Linked DNA regions of Mus musculus: region 1 is linked to region 2. Evidence: chromatin loops called from intact Hi-C (ENCODE). Cell type or tissue: heart. All regions are shown on one strand. Each heading gives the region's core, and the rest is flanking DNA. Links, peaks and the distances in the headings are about the cores only. Region 1 has its middle 5.3 kb from the start of Gm30796. Region 2 has its middle 51 kb from the start of Gm14268.

Region 1 (2,912 bases), core at 277-2,776, 60 kb before region 2:
GAGTCAAAAGTTAGGGGGCTCTGAGTTCTCCTTCTAGAAAGTTCGGCAGCATGGAAGGAGAAAGGCCCTCCTCAAGTGAAGGTGGGCAAGGGTGTGGGCATAAAGACATAGGGGCCCTAGAGAGGGAGCCTGCAGGGTCCCCAAAAGCCAGTGAGGTGACAGAGACAGGCCCAATCCAACCCTGCTTTGCAGGTGTTGCTGGACTGACAGGGGGCGGGTGTGAGGAAAGGGGAGAGTTGGGGTCGGGGAGGGTGGGGGAGAGGAAACAGTAGCTTCTAGGGCTCTGCTGGGCAGCTGGGCCTATGGTACAAGTGGAGGTTGGAAAATTCGAGAAGGAGGGCTAGAGAGAGAAAGGGGGAGGACTGGGGTGGGGTTGGGGTGCTAGGCTAGGGGCGGCAGGTTTCTGGGTTCTATGTGGGTAAACTTAGAGGCTCACCTTCTGGGCTATGCCTCACTGCCGAGGAATCAAGGAAAAAAATAGGCACGTGTGATTTCTGTGTGGAGTTGCAGTCCCCAAGGTCACAGCCGACCCGCTTCCTTCAGTCAGAGGGCCACAGCAGGTTCCTCCCAGAAGCCCCTGTGGCAGAGCCATCGACAGGTGGAGAGGGAGAATTAGCCACGTGGCCTTTTCTCATCCTGTTCCCGTGCTCATTAAGGAAGTTCAGCGCCACCTTCTCGACACCTGCTTAATTGATTATGGGTTCAGAAGCCAAATTTAAACCCAGGCTTCTCATGACTAAAAACAGCAACAGCATTTGGCTTGATTTTTATAATATGCAAGAGTCAGGGTGTCTTTCCCTACATGGAGGAAGGGGGCACAATGTGAACAGGTCCTCTGATGTTTTGAGAAGAGCCAGAAGCAAAAATCTATTGATTACAAAACAAAACAGAAGAGTTGGTAGCTAACCAAGAAGAAAACAAAACAAAACAAAAAATACTAGTTTGTGCTGTCTGCCTGCCTGCCTGTCAGTGTTCTGCCTGGCTAAGCTCGTGGCACCTTCAGGACCCAAGGAGCTGGGCTCAGAAACTATGACAGACACCCAGCTTGACCCTGTTTTCAGAGTGACCAAGCTTGCGTTTACCACTCCCACGTTTGATAGAGGTGTGGGTGCAGCCCACACTTCGGCTCCCTCTGAGTGCCACAAGAAGCATCCTTGTCACCCAGGTGCTGTGAGAAAGGTCCCTTCCCCCAACCTCATGGCTGACACCCTGAGGCAGGAGGGACACGCACTAGGCACCTGCACCCATATAGGGAGATGAGTCTGCTGCTTCCCAGAGGCTGAGGCTGTGTCTGCTCAGAATTGGTGGCTGAGGCATGATGAGGGGGTGTTGTCAGGAGCTCCAGAACTTGGTATGAGTAGCTGGCCTGGGAGCTAATCGGTCACCCACACCCCAGCACTGTGGTGACAGATGTATGTCACCTTGCCTGGGTGCTGGAGGATTGGACTCAGGCCCTCATGCTTCTGAGGTGAAAACTTTACCAACTTTAACCAGGCCCAAGGCAGGCCAGTTTTAAAAGACTAGCCAAATAATTGCATAGCAGGTTCCTGGAGCTGGCCCAGGAGATCGCCCAGAGCTTCAGCGTGAGTGTGAAGTGCCTGGAAAATGTTGTCCCAGCAGGATGCATGGGCTGGGCCTGGAACTTAAATGTCATCAGTCAGGGGCTGGATGAGCCACTGAAGTCACAGAGAAAGGTGTCAGGATGACCTCAGCCTCGGCCCTTTGCTGTGGGGAGGTTTAGTCATGGAAAGAAACTAGATCTGCTTTTTCTGCACCCTCACCACCCCCAGGCTGACGCTGGGGAAAGCACATTTTGGTTGGCTGGCTAGCCAGCCTCCTCTTAAATATTTAACCCAGGCAGGGCAGTTCCTGCCTCCCACCTCCCTACCTCCCTCCCTCCCACCCTAGCTGTCCTTCAGCATCAGAGCTGGGGCCGGGAGGAGGGGCCCAGGACACATGTTTCTGAGTTAGAGATGCTGAAATCCTGGTAGTTACAGCAGTTTTAATAAATGGGGTTAATGCTCCAGGGTGAGGCTCTCCGTGTGCTGGTCACGCACAGCTGCCTGCATCAGTCCAGAGGTTTGTTTAAATGTACAGTTTAGAAGTGGATTAAGCAAGCTCTCTGAAGCCCAGTGTGCTGGGCAGGCGAGCACAGGGGACTGGTCAGAGCACAGACCCAGAGCCAGGGACAAGGATGCACAAGGCTGATTGACTCCAAGGATAGCGGGATGGAAAAGGAAGAGGCTTAAGTGAGATTTTTCAGTGAGCCCACAGCTGTTGGCTTCTTGGGGCGCTCACTGCAGCGGCTGGGGTTGCCTCCGCTTCTTCAGAGTCTGGGTCAGGCCTGGCAGATCAGGTCAGAGCTCGCTCTGTCCTTGGCCACTAAGGTGGATCCTCACTTCTCTTCCCTAGTCCTCCTTCCTCTGTCCTGCTGCATCCTGGATCCCACTTCAGCCATATTTAATGAGCCTTGGTAGCTTCAGTGCTACACCCCAGAGTGGACAAATGACAATAGGATTATTTCTTAGGTTTCTAGGTCTGAGAAGATTGAGGTCAAGGTTCTGGAAGAGCTGGCGTTCGCTGAGGGCCACTTTCCATCAAGGCATGGTCTCGTGACTTAACTACTCCCAAAGGCCGTGCTTCTCAACTGGGTTTTGTGGGGAATGGAGTGCTGACATACATCTGGACGCCTTTAGGCAAATGAATCCAGCTCAGCATTGCTTGGGACACTGGGGAGCTCATGGGCGAGCAAATGAGGTCATGGGATGCTTACCCGACTCTGTGAGACGGCTTAACCTACAACACACACTAAGCAAAAGATGCACTGCTTGACAGTGGCTCGTGCCATCTGCCCTGAGGTGGATGTGACACATTTGCACAGGTGACGTAGTAAGGACAGGCACCTGGGGACA
Region 2 (2,912 bases), core at 294-2,793:
ATTCCCCAAAGAAGTAATTTTAGCTAAATACTTACACACATTTTTAGAATGTTGCAATTAAAAAGTACTGTTAAAGATTATAGATAGTATTAAAGTCAGACTTGAAAGACAAAGCCAGTACACTTCTTTGTTTTTTTCAGTAGAATATCTCTTGACAATTTCATACCTGTGAACAATGTGTAGTCCTCGTAACACATCTGCATAGTCTCCCCTCCTCCCCACCCCCAGGTACCCCCCTCCCCACACATCCGATTGGCACGCCATGCCCTCTCCTTTATTTATCTGTAAATGACTGAGTGTGGCGGGACTGCCTGAGATGTTGACTGATCCTGTTGCCTTGACCTTGTGCAGGATCCACCGTGAGATGTTGACTAATCATGTTGCTTTGACCTTGTGCAGGATCCACAGATGCTGTGAGATCACAAGAACAACGGCCACGCCATATCCAGAAGACAGCTTTCCAGAGCCCCTCTCCCATCCTCCAGCCCGTCATTCTTTCTGCCTCTCTTCTACAGTGTTCCTGAACCTTGGGCGGCGGGGTGAGATGTCCCATGTAGGACTGAGCATGCAGGAGGTGTTTATATTCAGCCACTCATGAATCTCAGCATTAATTGCTGGCCAGAAACTTCTCTGGCCAGGGCTGAGGGCATCACTGATTTAGGAAGATGAATTCCTGGAACGGCTGCATTGAGTTGAAAAGTGAAGTTCTGAGATCCCCGGGCCCCAGTACATCAGTTCCCAACCTGTGAGTTCTGATCCCCTTGGGGGTCGAATGACCCTTTCATGGGAGTCACACGTCAGATATCCTGCATATCAGATATTTACATCACAATTCCTAAAAGTAGTAAAATTACAGTTATGAGATAGCAACGAAAATAACTTTATGGCTGGGAGGCCACTACAACATAAAAAACTCTATTAAAGGTTCCGAGGATTAGGGAGGTTGAGAACCACTGTTCTAGTGGATTCCATGTCTGTGTCATCAGCCTCCATGCTCTGAAGCAGCTCTTGTAACCTCCTGGTCCACAGATAGAGCCTTCAGCTCTGAACTGTGATAATTCTATTTTTTTAAATGTATTTTTGATGTTATTTATATGAGTATTTGCTTATGTGTATGTACATGCAGCTCATATGTGCAGTTCCCAAGGCAGCCAGAAGAGGGCGTCAGGTCCCCCGGAATCGAAATTGCAGATGGTTGTGAGCAGTCCTGAGGCAGGTGCTGCGAATTGAACCTGGGTCCTCTAGAGGAAGAGGAGCGGATCTAACTCACTGCTGAGCCATCTCTCCAGCTCCTGATACTTCTGGTTATAATTGTTGTTTGCTTCCTTCCTCTAAATATTACATGACTGTGCCACCATCACTTGGGAGTAGAGATGGCCACGGCTGGGCGGCTTTGCTGACTGATAGAGCAGACCAGTATGATGCTGGTCAGGTCAACAGTAAGGACAACGGAGCTGCTGACACTCGGAAGCCGATGGGGAAGGAAGATCGCCCGATCCTTGGTAGGTCTTGGGTTTGTGGTTTGGGGGGAACCCTGGGGACGCTGAGACAGACTGTCCTTTTCAGTAAAAAGATTTTTAAAATATTTTATTTGTGACTTCATGCATCTGTGAGTGTATGCCACATGTGTGCAGGGCCCCTTCAGAATAAATATGCCCAACACACTGGAAGTAGAGGGAAATTAACTCCATACAGCAATGACTATAAATAAAAACCTCACACTTCATTAGCTGTCCGTGTGAAAAAGCAAAAGCTGTGTCTCTCAGACCATGCAAGGAGGGTGCTCAGCACTCAACACTGTTCTTTAACTGGGCACTAGGTGGCCGAGACAAAGCAAGAAGGCAAGAAAGAAGGACGGAAATCCAAGCAGAGAAAGACGCAGCAGAACTGTTTCTATCTGTTGATCCTGTCATCTACTGTATACAAACCTCTGAGGAAAGGGGGTGGGGTGGGGGGAGTCTGTTAGAACTAAGAAACAAACCAGCAAATCTGCAGATCACAAACGCAACAAGAGTCAGCTGCATTTGGTCATGAGCTGTCTGAAAAGGAAATTAGTAAACACTGTCACTTACGAGCGGAGAGCCCAGACGTGAGTCCACACATGGACCGTCAGCAGACTTCCCATGAAGCTGCCAAGTTCACACAACGGCAAAAGGCCGGTCCTGTCCAATGATATTGGGAAAGCCAGACCCCAGCACATTCTCTGAAGGGAGAATGTGGAGCCTGTGTTCACACACATGACAATCAGTTCCAACTGCATTGCAGACTTGCCAATGGGAAGCCAAACTTGTAAATTCAGAGAACACACAGGTTGGTCATTAGCCAGTAAGTAGCCTTGGCAATGGTGTGTGTGTGTGTATATGTGTGTGTGTGTGCATGTGTGTGTGTGTGTATTTTTTATATGACATAAACATGCAGGCAAACACAGCAAAAATAGACAGATGGGTTAGCATCAAACTAAAACTTCTGCATAGCCAAGAACAACATTTAAAGTAAAAGAGACAGCCTACCAAGCTGATGGAGTGTTTATTTATCTGATACAGGATCCATTTCTAAAACATGTAAGAAAGTTCTACAACCTAATATTAAAACCAAACCAAAACAAAACAAAAAAAAAAAACCTAATAACAGCTAAAACCACGCCCCCCCCCAAAAAAGAAAAAGAAATCAAACATGGAGGACCTGAGTAGGCCTTTCTCTGAAGAAGCCCCTCTCGTCAGCTGAAGCAGCCCTTGGGAAAGGTGTGTTCATGAGCCGGCACTTGTACGCCCTCACTCCCTTCATGGACCCTTTGTCCTGGGCATGCGCCCATCTGTGGGCCAGGACAGCACCACAAAGGGACGGAGCTGAGCAGGAGCAACTGCAGTCATCTCTGGTCTGGCCTGTTTGCAGCCAGAGGGCAAAGCCTTTGA

What was found. Peaks named below come from ENCODE experiments on the same cell type or tissue, not always from the same donor. Only the 100,000 strongest peaks of a DNase experiment are listed, where the experiment ranks them.
Region 1: a loop joins it to region 2, with 4 times the contacts of the local background. A loop is called at or near these places in 1 of 42 quality-filtered maps.

Annotation. Positions count from the first base shown.
Region 1 is chr2:166,398,164-166,401,075 of GRCm38, reverse strand. No RefSeq gene overlaps it. Among named protein-coding and RNA genes, the nearest start is that of Gm30796, 5.3 kb to the left of the region's middle. In heart, for the core only: no CTCF peak of the experiment used is centred there; a DNase peak (open chromatin) is centred at 1,495; H3K27ac peaks cover 2,500 bases.
Region 2 is chr2:166,337,880-166,340,791 of GRCm38, reverse strand. No RefSeq gene overlaps it. Among named protein-coding and RNA genes, the nearest start is that of Gm14268, 51 kb to the left of the region's middle. In heart, for the core only: CTCF peaks have their summits at 1,139 (motif pointing right) and 1,814; a DNase peak (open chromatin) is centred at 2,141; H3K27ac peaks cover 1,432 bases.